2 separate regions of the Homo sapiens genome follow, and region 2 is linked to region 1. A link is a loop called in an ENCODE intact Hi-C map of the cell type or tissue named here. Cell type or tissue: spleen. All regions are shown on one strand. Each heading gives the region's core, and the rest is flanking DNA. Links, peaks and the distances in the headings are about the cores only.

Evidence for each region. A loop is a pair of places that touch in the nucleus more often than their neighbours do. Peaks named below come from ENCODE experiments on the same cell type or tissue, not always from the same donor. Only the 100,000 strongest peaks of a DNase experiment are listed, where the experiment ranks them.
Region 2: it touches region 1 in a loop (3.0-fold over the local background); 38 of 110 quality-filtered maps call a loop at or near these places.

The regions. Positions count from the first base shown.
Region 1 is chr2:71,798,356-71,806,736 of GRCh38, forward strand. No RefSeq gene overlaps it. Among named protein-coding and RNA genes, the nearest start is that of DYSF, 340 kb to the left of the region's middle. In spleen, for the core only: a CTCF peak has its summit at 3,834 (motif pointing right); DNase peaks (open chromatin) are centred at 2,316 and 3,716; H3K27ac peaks cover 1,107 bases; H3K27me3 peaks cover 1,078 bases.
Region 2 is chr2:71,999,975-72,007,858 of GRCh38, forward strand. No RefSeq gene overlaps it. Among named protein-coding and RNA genes, the nearest start is that of CYP26B1, 140 kb to the right of the region's middle. In spleen, for the core only: no CTCF peak of the experiment used is centred there; a DNase peak (open chromatin) is centred at 4,057; H3K27me3 peaks cover 664 bases.

The DNA of each region.
Region 1 (8,381 bases), core at 1,754-6,753:
CCCTGTTGGAAGACAACCCTTCCAGCCTCCATCGCATACCTGCTGTGATAGGGAGCTCACTGCCTGCTACTTGATCATAGGTTCTGTCACCTGCTCTAGGGCCACAGGTCAGGCCAGGGGTCACTGCAGGCTCTCTTCCAGAGGCAGCTCTCCCAGGGTCCCCCTGGTGGTCACTATGAAGCTGTGCGGCTCTCCTGGAGGGTTCCCTTGCAGCCCTCAAGTGGACAAAGGGCTCATCTTTCCTTGCCAGGGGCTCCCTTGTAAAGGCCCTTTGGCCAGCAAAGGCCCCTGGGTTAGAGTTTCCTTGTGCCGCCCACCAGGCAGAAGGTCAAAGGTCTTGGCCAAGGCCCACTGTCCTCTCCCTGCAGTGACCTTCTTTGAGCACCTCTTCCTGAACATTCTCACGCCACCCTGCCAAGTCCTGGCACATACAGGACCAGACAGTAGAGTTCAGGCTGTCCCTGAGACTGCTGAAATGCCCCTTCTCCTTCACCAAGGACCAGGGGAGAAAAAGGGACCATGGACTGGAGACAGACAGCGGGAAGGGCGGGGAGCCAGGCGATGTCATCAATGCCTGCTGTCAGGCTGGGGCCCTGCTGTCATCTAACCTGCCCGGGGCTGATGTGTCCTGGTCACTGTTAGTCCATGGGAGAAGGACCCTTATCATGGCTGGGAGACCAGGAGAAGGGGTGCAGCTCCCCTTGTGTCTTGGATTGGAACATGATTGCCAATAGGTGGCCCCAGTGGTGATGAGGGCTGTGAAGGAGGGTCCTCCATCTTTCCTGCCACCAGCCGCACCACCATGGCTACCTTCACCGCCTTTCCAGCCAAAGCCTTTCAAAGCCATGTCTTGGTGGGTAGAACTGGATGGGGCTCTAGGCTGTGACTTTAAATGAGAATCACTAAACTGTTGGAGATAATGGAAGGGAAGTGAGGGGCCAGTGGGGACAGGCCAGCCCTTGGGTCCATGAGACCAGTGCACTGTAGCCAAGAGTCTGAAGCCTGGCCCACATCCTCAGCCCTGGGAACATAGGAATGGCCTCAAGACCCCTGCTCAAGTCCTATGTTCTCTCCCACCAGGGACAACTGGCCATGTGGGCTTGTCTCATGGCCCCTGCATGTAATAGCTCCATTCAGTTTGGGCTTTTCATTCTTAAGTAGCACCACAGTGGGAAGTCTCTGGGCCTGTCCAGCTACTTTACACGGCCTCCCCCAGCTGGAGTTGAAACCTATGCCTCCAAGTCCTTCCTGCACCCCTTGGGGTTTCCTCTTCAGCCCTCTAGCAAATAACTATTCCAACAAAAACCTTCACAGCTCCCCAAGAACTTGCCATAATTTATAGGCACAAGGCAGTCCAAATCCATATGGAGAAAAGTAACATTCCTCCCCAAGAAGCAGCCCAGCCAGCCGAGAGTGGGAGAGAGAGAGAGAGACTGCTAAAAGATATACCTGTGTATTAAAAGAACTGGGGACTGAGGACTGGGGACAGACAATGGGAAGGCAGGAAGTGAGGCAATGTCACCTCACAGCTTTTAGTCCAAGGGTGACCAGCTGCCTTCAAAGGATGCCTTGGGACAAAATATGGCTGCCAGGTTTCATTTGTCCAAATGGTGGTTTTCCTAGAACAAAGGGACTTTTTTTTTTTTCTCAAAGGTAAATTAAAGCTACTTCTTTTAGGGAAGCCCAGAAAGATTTGAATTTTTAAGTGAGTTCGTCCAGCCTCTGCCCTGTTATGCAATTGAACTTGTACAGTAAACCCCAGGGAGGTGAGGTGTTACCATCCCCATTTTGTGAATGAAGAAACTGAGGCTTAGGGTGGTTAAGCTGCTTCTACTCTGATGTAACAAGAGGAGGCAGGATGCAGAGCCAGGTCTGCTGACCTGCAGAGCCCATACTGCAGGGGAGAGGGGGTCCCCAGAACTTAGAGGATATCAAGTCGAGAGGACAAGCACCGTCCAGTGGCTGAAAAGGCCAAGTCGAGCTGCACCGGAATGGGAGGGGTTAAGAGCCATACTGTGGAGGCAAAGTCATTCCAACACCACCCCCTCCCCCCTTTTCTCTTCCTTTTCCACTGAGTTGACCTTTAAATTATGGCATCAGCTGTCGTGCCAGACATGCTGCGATTTCCCCTCACTCCATCTGCCCAGCCTTCCCACTGGCGCAGTTTCTAGCTTGCTGCATTCTCCTCCCTCCTTCCCGTTCTCTCCTTCTCTCTCCTCTGCCCCCATCAGCTGCCTCCCTCTGAGTCCCATTCACAAAATCCCAGCCATGTCGCTGGCCCTGCTGCAGGTGGCATTCGGGCATTGCTGGTGTCCCCCCAGGGCCATGTCTCCCCACCTCCCAACTCTGCTCCGGGACACTGCAGCTGGGAAGTCACCTCTGCCCAGTCCTACTCCTGCCTCCCTCCAGGCTGGTCTGTAAGCCTGCACACCGGCCTCTCCCCACCCGTGCCCCATCCAGGCCCTTGCTGCTCCCATCTTCCTCCAGCCCCACCCCTCCCCAAAGCCTCCAGTGGGGATGCACCCTCTGCTTAATATTCATTTGCATTTGGCCCAGGGCCTAAACTATATATTTTGTTTTTTTGCCATGACTGTAGAATATAGCAGACATTAAATCTTATCGGTTTAATTTTCTTCCAGATAATAGTACAGGCTTTGAATTTTTTCTTAAACTATGGAAAAAGTGTCAAAGAAAAGTGGAACATTAATCAAGGGACTTTGATGAAAGGAATGAAAGTGTTTTCCTAAGAGCCCAACATGTGGTGCAGCTGCTGGTGGATATTTAAATGACATTTTTCATATGTTGCTATAAAAAAAAATCTCTTTGAGTTGATTCTGGAAATATATTACAATTTGCTACAATGCCAGTGGTCTTAAAATTATTTAGAAATAAAATGTGTTTATGATTTCTGCTCTACTTTGTATATTTGTCTGCTTCAGGACTCTTTCCTTTGAGGAGGGCCTAACCAGTCTACCCCAGAAGCAGTAAGTCTCTTCAGGACAGGCACCATCAGACAGGGGGTCCCCAAAGATGGGAGTCATATTTTCTTCTTCTGTGGCCTTTGGCCTAACATGTCACTCTTCTCCAGAGGTTTAAGCTGCAATGGGAGGGATTCAGGCGAGAAAGAAAGAGGTGATGGAGAACGTCATTATGTATTAGGAAGGTCTGGGGAAAGCTTTTTAAAAGGTGTGATTTCTCCTGTAAATGAGAAAGGAATGAATTCGTTCAACTCCTAGGTTTCCTTATAAGCCTGAACACCCAGGAGAGTGGAATCCAGAGGCCAGAAAACCCTGACCTCCAGCCTCCCTTGTGAGGCTCCTCACAGCATGGAAGGGACCCCTCCCTCCATTTGGGCTGGGAGAGACTGGAGCTTCAGTCTCATTTTTGGAGCCAGCTGGGCTGGGAAATCTTTGGGAGTCTGCCCTTCCCAGCCCCCTCACTGGGATGCCTTCCTCAGAAGATCATTTAGGGCTTCTAGGCTCCTGCCCTCTGAAGGACCCACTTCTCCCCTATGAACCCTGCATCCTTGTAACTTTGCCAATCCTAGTGCCAGGGGAAGGAAAGAGACTCCCGAGAGGTGCCCTTGGCATGTGGACACGGAGGCCGTCTGTCCTGGGCTCTCTGACGGACCGCAGAGGCAAGGCCAGGGTCTCAGCAGTAGGAGCGCCTAGGCTGATTCCAGAGCAGAAGAGGCCCCACAGTCCCTCCCAGGACCCAGAAGGCAGATGTCCTGGGCGCTTGCTGTTCTTCCCCCAGCCTGCGCAGCTCCTGGGGGAGATGAACGGAGGCCTGAAAGCCTTCCCAGTCTGGCCTCGGGCCCTGCATTGGCAGTCAGTTCTGTCCCCATTGACCAGTGGGGGGCACACTCTCCCAAGTTTTCCTGTCTCCACTGTAATTGTCATTTGGACCTGAAGGTAAATTCAAGGGTGCTGGTGCCTCCTTCCCTGCCAGGGGCTCCCTGGAGGAGGGGTGGACAGGAGAAGCTCTGCTTCTGCGCAGTCTGCAGGGCATCTCCAGCCTCTGGGCTGCTCTCTTCTCCTGTTCTGGCCTTTGGGTCCCCAGCTTCTCCTCCTGTCCACTTGCCCCACATGTCCTCCCGAGAGGAGACCTTTTATGAGGACTCTGGTTTGGGGAAGGGAAGAAACCTGCCCAAGCGCAACTAAGCTTTCCTTCCTCTCAGATCTGCCTCCACTTTCCTTCCTGATCTCATTGTCCCCTCTTTCTACCCAACCTACTCAGTTCTACACTGTCCCCCAAGTGTCCAACCTTGGGTCTGCCTCTGCTTCTTTTCTGCAATTAGATGCCTTCTTGTAGGCCCAGCCGAGGCTCCACTTTCTCCCTAGGGCCTTCCCTGTCTGACTCCAAAGAACACAGTGGCTGAAGCTTGGGAAGAGGAGTGAGTGAGGTGGGGTCTTGCCTTGCCAGTTGCCTTAGCTCTGCTACTTTTGTCTTACACCCCCTCGGACTATGAGCCCCTTGGGCAGGACGGTGCCAGGAGGGCAGCCTTTATTTTTCCATAACACTGTTTGGTGCAGGTGGAGCTCAGAGAAGACACCCCTGGAGGGATTTGGAACAGCCTCTTAGGCACCTTTGGGAGGTCCCTGAGTCTCAGCTGATTGAACTAATTTAGCTGATCACGATAATTCTCTTGCCTGTAACAATTTAGGAATGAAATATGAGAAGAGTCTGTTGGGGGCTTTGAGGAAATATTTTCTCACACCCAAGACAGAGATACAGTGACACAGGAAAACAAGTCCTTTGCTTTCCTCTGGTCGTATCCATGCCTAGATGAGATGGTAGAATGCCTGCAGCATCTGAGGATGAAGCCGTGACACAGATGAGGACAAGCCAAGAGCATCTCAGAAGCATGCAACAGGAGCCCTGATGAACCTTCTTAGAAAACAAGATCATCAGTTTCTCTCACCATGTTGTCTAGCTGAAGATGGAATGTCCTGCTACTTACAGCCATAAAACAGCCTACCTGCATGGGAAGAGGTGGATGGAGGCTGGAGAAACACTCATTGCTGAGCTGAACCGGGGCTGACTGATAACAAAGACCTTACCCTCTCTCCCTCCCTCTTCTTCCTTCCCAGAAAGAAAGAAGGGGTCTTTTTCCAAGGCCACCTCTGAGACTAAATAGGGATGGCTAGGACTGCATCACTGGGCCATTTTGAGGTCCTTCTAGGATAACACACATACTATAAAGGCTCATTAGGGGCTCCATTCCATCCATCCCCTTTCCCCTGCTGTTTTGCTTGCAAAGACAAAATGTTCGTAGGTCTTTGTTGCATGCTGAAGATAGCCATTAGTAAAGAAAAGGGAAACAAGGGCTCAAATGGAGGAATCCCAGTGTCTGCCCTTGATCCCAAACCAATCAGATCCTAGGGGCTTTCAACAGCGAAGGAGCATTGCAGAACCTCACTGTGTCTTGAATACTGCATTTTATGATTCAACACCATTGGGAGATGGACTGCATCTCATAATGGATCCAAGAACACAAGAGTTTCCGCTTCCAGGGATGCTGCATGACCATAGGGATGCAGCCCATGTCAGCAGCAGTTGCCTTAGAAAATACTGGAAACTGAGGGCCTGGTCACTCATGCCTGGTGAGAGCATTCCCAGCAGGGTAAAGTGAAGAACCCAGCCCTGCCTGCATAGTTCTCTGAGACCACTGCATGTAAAGTAGCACCCAGTGCTAACCAGATCTCCAAGGAGTTGGCTAAACTCTGTGCCCTGGTGTTGTAGATATTGCTGTGCCCCTGAAAGCCAGCGCCAATGAACATAGCATGGCACCAGGGCTCCAACATTCACTGTAAAAAGTCAGGTAGAAACAAGCTTGAACTACACCCATAAAGGTTTGAGTCAGCTGCAAGGAGACTTCCTGAAAGAGTGGTTGGGCCACAGCTAGAAATGGGCAGCCAGTAATATTTTCCCTGCCTCTGTTTTAGACTCAGATATCTTTAAAGGCAGGAGAGCTACTCAGGAGACAGGTTTGGTAGTTGGTGCTGTTCTCAGTTAGAGGCTAGGGCTAAGTGACCTGCCACTCCTCTCTAGGCCTGGAGAGGGACATGTGTACTACGTGTACTCAGGCTCAGTCCTGAAACACGAGGACTGAAGTGTTACATGGCCTGTTTCTGGTTTACTGGGAATTTCAGGAAACCCAAATACAAAGTGATTTGAGTGGGAGGGGCTTTAAATTTCTCCAAACGAAAACATTTTTACACTGTATAAATTCCTTTGTGGGATTACTTGCTAGCATTTTTCTGTCTCCCAACCATGTTGAAAATTCAGTCATCCAGTTTCATGGACACATACAGAGGGCCAAAAGGGGCTGCATTTCTATGCATATGACTTAATCTCTGGCAAGGAAGGCTGAGGGGAGGACAATGGCAAGCTCTTTGATGAGAGATGACCCTGGGAAGAAGGAGTGAGGAGAGGAAGACTAGGATACAGCTGGGGGAAGGACTCTCGTGCAAGTGGAGACCATCAGATGAGAGAGGAACATGTGTTCTCATGACTGCCCTCTACTATCCTGGCTGGATTTTAAGGGGACTCACATATTTTCCTTCCTTGACCTAGCCTCCCCTGATCAAGGAGTCAAAGTCCTAGTCAGCTGGAGCTGCCAGTCTGATGAGCAGATAACCTCTGGACTTGAGAAGTCTCAGGTCCATGTACTCAGACACATGGCAGAGACACAAGGCTGAGAAAGCAGTTCTAATATTTAGCACAGCTAAGACTCTTTGGACCTACATCTGAGCACCTGTGACAGGACAAAGGAAAAAAAATGAGATCCTTTTCCCAGGGAGCTAGAACAATAGGGGTATGAGTTCCTGGATCCTTATCCCTAAGCCCTGGCCTCCTAGAAATGGGCTACTAGCTTTTTCATGGGGAAGGGATGTCCTACCACCCCTACTCCCATTAACAACACAAACTATCTTTGTCAATTCTGAGTCTTCTCTTGCGAAAGGCACAGTTACTCAGTTGTGTGCTGTTCTCAGTTAGACACTAGGGCTAAGTGACCTAGGGCTAAGTGACTTGGGTGGAAGTCCTAGACTTCCTCCCAAGACATCTCTCGCTGTGAACTCCTTCAAGATGATATCTTTGGTTTCCCTAGAAAATAGAGACTGCAGCAGTGCTTAAGTGTGAATGCTTTATTTTGGAAGTGGAAACCCATGGAAGCAAAAGTGAAACAAGGTAGAAGTGAGGCAGTAAAGGGTAGGGAACAATGCAAGATGATATGTTATTGCACTGGCTGTTGCTTTCTGACAAGTTGCAAAGAGACACCGCTGTCCAAGATGTAGATGCATCCCATCAGCCAGGAAGGATATCTCTGGACAAGCTGTTCAGAAAACATTTGCCCTTGGAACCAACAATTAGAAGGGAAAAGGAGGGAGAATTTTATCTAAAGTTCTCTTCCATCTTTTCTCTTTTGAAATTACTCTTATAGGGCACTCACCTGAACTCCCTGATTGTATCACTTGGCCCCTTCAGCAGTGGCTTAGGAAGCTAGATCCCACACCATATATATTGTTCCTTCTTCCAAGTCTAAAATGCAGCAGGAGTCTGCGGTTCTGGCAGGGCAGCTGGTCAACCTCAGATGGCAGAACCGTGCAAGTATGAAAGGAGTCAGTTGACTGTGGAAGCAGCTGAGGAGAAGCAAGTGTCTGAGTGTTCAAGAGAATCTGAAGAGGTTCATAAGATGTGCCCAACAGAAATAGAGAGGATTCCTAGAGGATGCGGATGGAAAGAAGGGATCCCTTCAGAGAGGGAAGGTACTTAGAGATCGTTGAAAGTGAGGGAAGAAGGAACTCTAGGAGAGAAAACATGAAGGTGGGAAGTTGAGGGTGTCATGGAAGTCTAAGTAGGCAAAATAGAAAGACCCAGTGACTCTGGATAGAAAGCTACTCCAGTTCTGGAAGCTACTTCAAGGGCATCCTCTGGATAATAAAGCACATTAAATCAGAACCTTCTCAGACAGTGTATGCTCCTGGTTGTAAAGAACAGGTCTGTTTTGTCTTTGCCCACCTGTGTAGTAGATTGTAAAATGGCCATAAATTCTTCCCTTCCCTCAATCCATGCCCTTACAATGTGACTTTGTAGATCCTCCCATTATGAGATGAAGTTTATTTCCCCACCTTTTGAATCTGGGTTGACCATGTTATCTACTTTAGACAATGGGACATTAGCAAACATGACACAAGTAGAGGCTTGGAAAGCACCCTTGTGCATTGGGGCTTGCCCTTGGCTGAGCTTAGAACATGATACTGCTGTGATACCAGAAGCCTGAGGTAGCCTTCTGGAGGATGAGAGACCACATGAAAGAAAATTGAGGTGCCCGTCAGACGTGAGTGAGGCTATCTTTGTGAATCCAGTTGCTAGCT
Region 2 (7,884 bases), core at 1,480-6,479, 200 kb after region 1:
TTGGAGGAGATGTTGGAGAGTTGGTTCATAGGAGTGACAGAGGCCAGGGTCTCACAAGGGCCATGTTATGCAGAAGAGTTGTGGATGAAGAGGTGTGGAAAGCAGCCAGTTTGCACTGTTTGAGGTGTGAAAAGGACAGGGACCTGTAGGCAACAAGAGTGGACAAAACAGACTTCTAGTTTGGTGACACAGTATGGAGAAAGATTCAGATTCTGACCTCTTCTTCCACCTTCTACTGCCACTATTGTAGTTCATACCCCCACGGGCTCCTGTCTGCACTACTATAGCAGCCTCCTGACTCCTCCCTGCTTCGTCCTTGCCCCCAGTGGTCACGATGATTGTGCTGAAACTTCAGTCAGATCACATTACGCCTCTGGCCAAACCCACCAAAGGCTTCTCATCTCAGAACATCAAGTCTTTCCTGTGGCCTCCGAGGCCCTACTGGGTCCAGTCCCCACCCTCCGTTGCCTGCTACGCTCCCCTTCACTCACATGGCTCCAGCCACACTGGCCTCCTTGGCTTCTTCCTGCACTCTTAACCTGCCTCATAGCTTTACCTGGAATGTCCTTCCACCATTCACTCCTTGACCAACTCCCTGTCTTCCCTGGGCTCTGCTCAAATATAGCCTCTCTGGGAGCTCCTCCCTGGCTGGCCTGTCCATGCCTGCTCCTCCTTACTGTATTTTCATCACATCGCTCAACACCACCTATCTTACTGTGTAGTTACTGGCTTGCTTTTTGTCTTCTCACCCCTGGGAGAGTGGACTATTGGCTTTGCTCACAGTTTGTCTGTTTGGATGCTCTTGTAGAAGGACAGTGGCCCAGGAGGAGATCAGCAGCTATGTGGACCCTATTTCCCAAGCCAAAAACTATGATATGTTGTCTAGTAATGACATAGAATATGTATTTATTTATCTGTTTGTGTATACACCTCTTTGTTTCACAAAAGGATTTAAGGCAGTTTACAAAGATGCATAAAATTCAGCAGGACGACATAAATTAGAAGCAGGTGAGAAAGAAAAAAAATGTAAAAGCAAGGGTAAAGCCATAAAATGGAGCCAAGGATGGGACTAATACAAAATAAACATACTATAAACTTTGATCCATTTGCTAGGGGTGGGCCACAAATTTGGCTCTAAAATTTCTAACAGCCAGTGCCAAGATGAAACATGATCAACTGCACAATTCCCAGGATCCTCAAGATTAAAGCAAACCACTAGCCCAGGAGAAATGCATACATTCCTGATGTCCCAGAGAACAGAAAGAAATGGCTCCTTAACCCCTCCCAGAGATGACAAGGGATAAGACAGCCAGCAATTTGCTCAGAGGCATCTTTGCAGCAGACACAGCCATGAACTTTGTTTCTTACATTTCTTAGCCAGGCTTATGGGAGTCTGACTAATGTGAAATGCAGTTATCTGGTGGGCTAGGGCACAGGGTTCTGTCCAGCCATAGGAGTGCCTGAGCAACTGGTGGAGGGTGTAATCTCCAAATGCTTTCTTTTTTTTTTTTTTTGAGACAGAGTCTTGCTCTGTCACCCAGGCTGGAGTGCAGTGTTGCAATCTCGGCTCACTGCAGTCTCCACCTGCCAGGTTCAAGCAATTCTCATGCCTTAGCCTCCTGAGTAGCTGGGACTACAGGCTCATGCCACCACGCCTGGCTAATTTTTGTATTTTTTTTTTTAGCAGAGACAGGGTTTCCCCATGTTGGCCAGGCTAGTCTAGAACTCCTGACCTCAAGTGATCCACACACCTCAGCCTCCCAAAGTGCTGGGATTACAAGTGTGAGCCACTGCACCCAGCTCGAGTAATGCAGTCTAAGGAGAGCTTCTTTAGGCCAAGCTTCAGGCAGATATCGGGGGACTGTGGGTTCTCATGACTGTCATGAGAACATGACAAGACTAGGTGACAAAGCTTTGTTTGAGATCCACTAGATGTCAAACTGCAAAGAGGTTGGACATCGTCTAGGAAAAATGAAGCAGGTCTAACAAGGACTTGTTCCCTCTCTCAAGATGAGCAAGATTCTTCCCAGAAAACAAGACCGAGATTCTAACAAGACGAAGATTCTTCCCAGGAAATAATGATGAGCCCAGTGCAATAGAGTGCAAGTGACTTCAGCCTGGGAACGGTTTAAAGCAGACCCGTACAAACACCTACCTAATTTGTGTGTGTGTCAGTAAAATCTCCTTCCTGCTTTACCTTCCAAGATAAACCCTTTGTGAAACACATGCCAAGTTAACTGAGAGGAGACCTGCATGGGATAATTAACTGTCGTTAAAAGCCAAGGGACAACCACCAAAAATAATGACTTTGCTGATAGAGTATTTGATCTGAAATCTTTCTTTCTGGCAATAATTAAATAGCAGGGCCAGCTGTGTCCTGGGATTGAATACTGAAATCAAGCTGCCCCAGAAAATCCAGACTGCAGGCCTGTGGGAGAAAGAGCAGAGCCAGCGTGGCCCCTCCCCGGGCCCGCTCCCCACCCCTGATAAGGATCCCAGCCACCTCCCTGCTTCCCTGGGGTGTTGAAAGTCTCCAAGATAGCAAAGTGCCCCTCCTCTGAGATCCTGGGAAGGAAAGTGCTAGGCAAATAAGAAACATGGCATAGGACAAAGAGTAGCTGGAAGACTGGAATTGCAAGGAGGGCTCTGGGCCTCTCAGTTCAGAGCCCCGGCTCCTGAAAATAGGATCTCAGCTCCATGGCCAAGTCAAAGAAATGGGTTGGCAGCCTTTCTGAGTATCTTCCCTAAATTTTCCTTGGCACAGATTAAAACATCCTGTCAGATCCACGAATACTGAGCACATTCAATGACCAAAGTCCAGTATATCAATGTCCTCAAGAAGTGCCCTGCTTCCCTCCTGGCCACCTAGCAACTTCCTCGCTCTGTGAACCACTTCTCGACCTCCCGGCCTCCCCGCACTCCTCATACCTCTTTCTTTTACCTCACTGATACCTGCAGCAGAATTAGCCCCTATAGAGAGAAGTCAGTCCTAACCCTGTGGGCTACAACCCCTGGCCTCCCTGGTCCCCTGAGCTTTGATCTGGCTGCCCTTCTCCATGTTCACACCCTCTTACTTGTTCTCTGGGGTTAGTCATAATAACCCCTCATGTTAACGGGGCAGGAGATCACCTTAGATCTGCCCCACAACCACAAGGAGGTGAGTGGTTGGAGGCTAATTATTATCTCAATTTTACAAATAAAGAAACGGGCTCTGAATCATCCCGTGGTTTTCCCACAGCCGGACCCCACAGTGTCCAGGCAGGGAGCAGAACTCACAACTTCAGGCTCCCAGCCTATGAGCCGCCACACCCATCTCTAAACCCAAAACCAGCCACCAGCTCCAGGAGGAGTCATCCTTGCCCATTGAGGGCAACTGGAGTGCACAGTGTGCAGGTGTGTGTGAGGGGCAGAGGCCAGGAGGTGGGGAGGGCTCTCTGGCGTTCCATCACTTCCATAGCTCCTGCTTCATGGTATCGGGATGACCCAGCCAGAGGGAACGCACGAGTTTCCCCATTGCAACCCTTCACTTTACAGATGGGGAAACTGAGGCTCAGGATCCTCAGTAGAGTGCCCACTATATGATGGGAGCTGGGCACCAGCACCCCTAGGTGAGCACTGGGGGGCCAGATTCTCACTTGGCCACGCACCATGCACACACCTCCCCCTGCCCCTCGAGTTCTTCTAAGCCACCCTGACAAGGCCTGGCTGTGGGTTCTTCTGGAAAGAGAATTGGACTGCTCACCAGTAGCTCCTCCTTCCGGGCCTAGTTTGGCAGCTGACCCTTGGGGTGGCCTGGAACCTTTTCTTTACAATTTAAGAGCCTGTTCTCAGCCTTTCCCACAAAGGGCTTGACCTCAAGAAGCTGATCAGACTCTGGCTTAATGTTTATTCTAGGATTCCAGGACTTCCTTCAAGAAAGGAGTACTCTCCTTGAACAGACAAGCTGTGGCCAAGTGAGGTGGGAAGCCACGGCGGGCAGAACTGGTGGAGTGAGGGCTGGATGGCAGTTGGAGGTGGAGGCGGGAAGCCTGCCTGGAAGGAGGGGTAAGGCTCTGAGGAGGAGGAAGAGCAGGTGCCCCAGGCCAGGGAGAGGGCAAAGAACAGGTTCTGGCCCATTTGGGGCTCCATGAGGCTGCAGCCCAGCCCAAGGCCCTGAAGTCCTAGGACATCCAGTCCCTTGATTCCTCAGCTGGAAAAGCCAAGGCCACCTTTAACTCATATCAACTTTGAATGGTCCTGGCCAGACACCTTGACACACAGGGTCTCCTTGCTGCTTCACAACCTATCTGTGCCTGGGGATTTATATTCCTATTTTGCAGACAAGAAAACTGGGGCCAGATAAGTAAGGTCAGAGCAGAACTACAGCAGCAGCAGGGATTGCAGGGCCTGGCCAGTGCTTTGTCCTCTGCGTAGCCCTTGGCCCCAGCATACCCCGTCATGACCAGATCCCATGCCTCTGGATTGATGAACACAAATGCGTAGCTCATGAAGATGGGCTGGGAATCTAAGACTGCTCCCAGCCAGGGAATCAGAAGTATCCTGCCCCAAACATCAGTATTTCATGTTCAACACTCAACTCACCCATATGCTAATCTTTTTATTCATTTCACTCATCGAGCAAATATGGATTTAGTTCCTTTTGTGTGCCGGGCACTGTGCTCCACTGGAGTTACACAGTGTGATTAGGGCATGGGCTTTCACATGTTATCACTATGGTACACTCGAGCATTGCTGGAATGTCTAGGGGGAAGCTCTGCACCTGAACCCCCATCCCCTCCTGAGAAGCTGTATCCTCTGCCTGACTCTATCGAGGTGAGGGGTGGAGGCTGTGGGAGTCAAGGAGGAGGAGGGAGAGAGAAAGAGCCTGAGAGAGCTGTAAAAGTGAGACAGTAATCACTGGAGAAGTTCTCTCCATCATTAAAGAGGATCTTAATTAAGGTCCCTGAAACAGACACCCAAAACAAGCAGCAGCTGTGGGAACCAGGACTGGCAGGGGGAGCACAGCCGCCCAGGGGTGCTGGGTGTTACTGGCCAGCGCCTCACCTGTCATTAGGGAGTGGGAATTCACCCCACATCAAAGTCAGCCAGGAAAGAATGTGACAAATGCCATTCACCTTCAAAACAGTGATGAAAATAAATGCCAAAGCCTGCCAACCATTGTGTGCGAAAACTCCTCGGGCAGAAGGCCGATCCCCAGAGAGAGGTGAGGTGTGTCCAGCTGAGAAGCAAAGAAGAGGTGCCTGGGTCTGGGAACAGAGCCTTCCCTAGACTGTGGCTGCCTGGACCTGGACACGCCTCTCCTGGCCTTTGGCCTTCAGTTTACCTGGTGCTAAGACCCTGGGAAATCCCTTTCCTCTACTGTCCCACCACTCTGGGATACCTTAATGTGGTTGCTTTACTCTGCTGGTGCCTAGGGAATCAGAGGACATCCTGGGTGGAGTCTCTCCCACCCTTGAAGAAGGACATCGTCATGGCCCGTCTTGGACCCCCTGACTTTCCTCTTCTGGGAGGAAATAACTGGGAGGCAGTTATTTTCTCTTTGTTGTTTATAATATGGACAAACCTTGACCAAAAAAAAAAAAAAGAAGAAGAAAATAACTTCTGAGTCTGGATGCTTCATTACATATGGCGTAATCCAGAATTCGAGGAAACGGGGGCAAGTCGACATCTCAAGATGAGTTTACGGCTGATGCAGGCAGGGGTTAGCCAGTGGCACCAGGCTGGCGGCATGAGGTGGCAGAACGCTCTTAGTGCCGAGCTGTGTCCACACACGCATCGGGTTAATACCGGGAATTGTTCATCTAGGAGTCTTTGGGAGCCTGCCTTTAGCAGAAAGCAGAGAAATCATGGCCCAGAGACTGAGAGACAGAAGCAGAGGTAAAGAGAGATCCAAAGAGAGTTGGGGAGGCGGGTGGGATGCATTAGCCACAGAGTAGTCTTTACTGAGACACCTGTGTTTCCCAAATAGCTTTCTTCTGCCGCTTGAGCTGCAAACCCAACACAAAGAGGCCAGCCTCTCCTCTCCTACCCCCACCTTGAACTTCAGATCCTGTGAATATCCTATGGCAAGTTCAAAGCAAGTTCCAACAACCCCTCCCATCCCTCAGAAGCAAGTGTGGCTGAGGCTTCATCACAGCCTTCCACCAGGGAGGACCCTGAGCTCCGGAAGGCAGCAAAGCAGGTCTGTTTTATAGCCTCTGAAGAGACTTTGTCATACTGTCACCTCACGCTGACCAGACTTCAGTAATCGTGGGGGAATGAGGAGGGCCCCTAATCTACCTTGGGCCTACTTCATATTGATACCAAGGGCCAGAGGAATTCAGAGAGCCGTGTGGACTAGAAAGGCCAGGGAAGGTATCCTGGTGGAGGTGGCATGTGATCTGGGCCTTGAAGGGTGGATAGGAGTTGCAACAGAGAAGAGAAGACACCCTCTGCAGTGGCACCTGCAGGGCCATGAATTGGTGGTAGGGTAGACATACGTGGCTTGAGCCACAGGCGATAGGATGAAAGCCACGTTGGAAGAACAGCTGTGTGGCCCTGCAGTCAGAGGCTGCTCTGGGTTGGGGAGGATACCGTGGAGATATAAATCAGGAAACAAGACCACAGGGATTGCACTAGGAGGTGGCATGCCCAGGAACTGGGGCATCTCTCCTTCAGGACCACATCTCTCCTTGTGGTCACTGAGACACCTTGAAGTGTCTCAAGTGGGACACCAGACCATCCTCCTCTGCATTAAGCATAAGGGAGGCACGAGGTGTGATTTGGCTGCAGCACGCAGGCTACAAGTCTGACCTAAGGGGGAACTTCCTGACTGGGAAAGTGTGAAAATCTCCCAAGAGTCAACGGTGATCTTAGAATCCTTTGCCCTGAAGGCCTTTAACAAGGCCCCTGTCTGCTGACTGCTGGGCCCCACTCCCCACCTGTGAATTGCAGATCCTTAGTTTCCAGGGAGTGGGACTTAGAAAGGTCAGAGTTTGGCCTCTCTGCCACTCTCACAATAATAACAAATAATTACGATTATGGCAGCAGCTGACATTCTATGTTCCAGGCACTGTTCAAAGCGCTCCAAGTGCGGCAATTCGTTTAATCTTCACACGGTCTTATCAGGTACTATTTTCCCCATTCTACAGTTGAAGAAACTAAGAAGCAAAGGCAAATCACTTGCTCCAAATCACTCGGCAAGTAAATGTTAGTGTGGAGATCTGAAGCCGTGATTCTGCGCTCTCTACAAATCTGTGTGTCTTTGAATATCCTCCACTTTGCTCTCACAGCATTTCCCAGGAACCCTCCATACTCCCAGGTCTGTGCATCAGGCAGAGCAGAACTAACATGAAAAAATCAAAGCTACAGCAATTTCATGAATGTCTGAATGCCGCAAGCATCTCTATATGTTATGAAGTTTGGCATGGAATAAAATCAAGCGGCCATTTTTCCAAATTCTAAACGTGAGCCCAGCGTCTGACAAGCGGTTAAACATAGAACACCAAGATTTACAGGAAGCCAGGTGTGGGGTTTGCACTAGGCTCACACGAAAGACTGTGGCTGCTCAGCAAGGGCAGTGGTCTTGAGACTGCAGACCTCGGGGGCACCTCTGTAGAGGGGTGAGGAGGAGACCCCGGCCAGACCTGAGGGCACGGAGGACACTGGCTGTAAGCCAGGCAGCTTCAAACAGGGGCAGCAGCAGGGGCAAAGTGGAGATGAGTGCTATTGTCTAACAAAAAAAGGTGACCCTGAATGTGACCGTCTCTTCTGCTGCAGGAGAATTTGCTAGGCGAGGGGGAAGAGGGGCACCATGGTAGCATGGTCTCAGGTTGGTAGCATAGCCCATGCTCTTGTGATCGTGCCGTCTCAGCGCAATTTAAAAGTAAACAAATATGTAGAGGA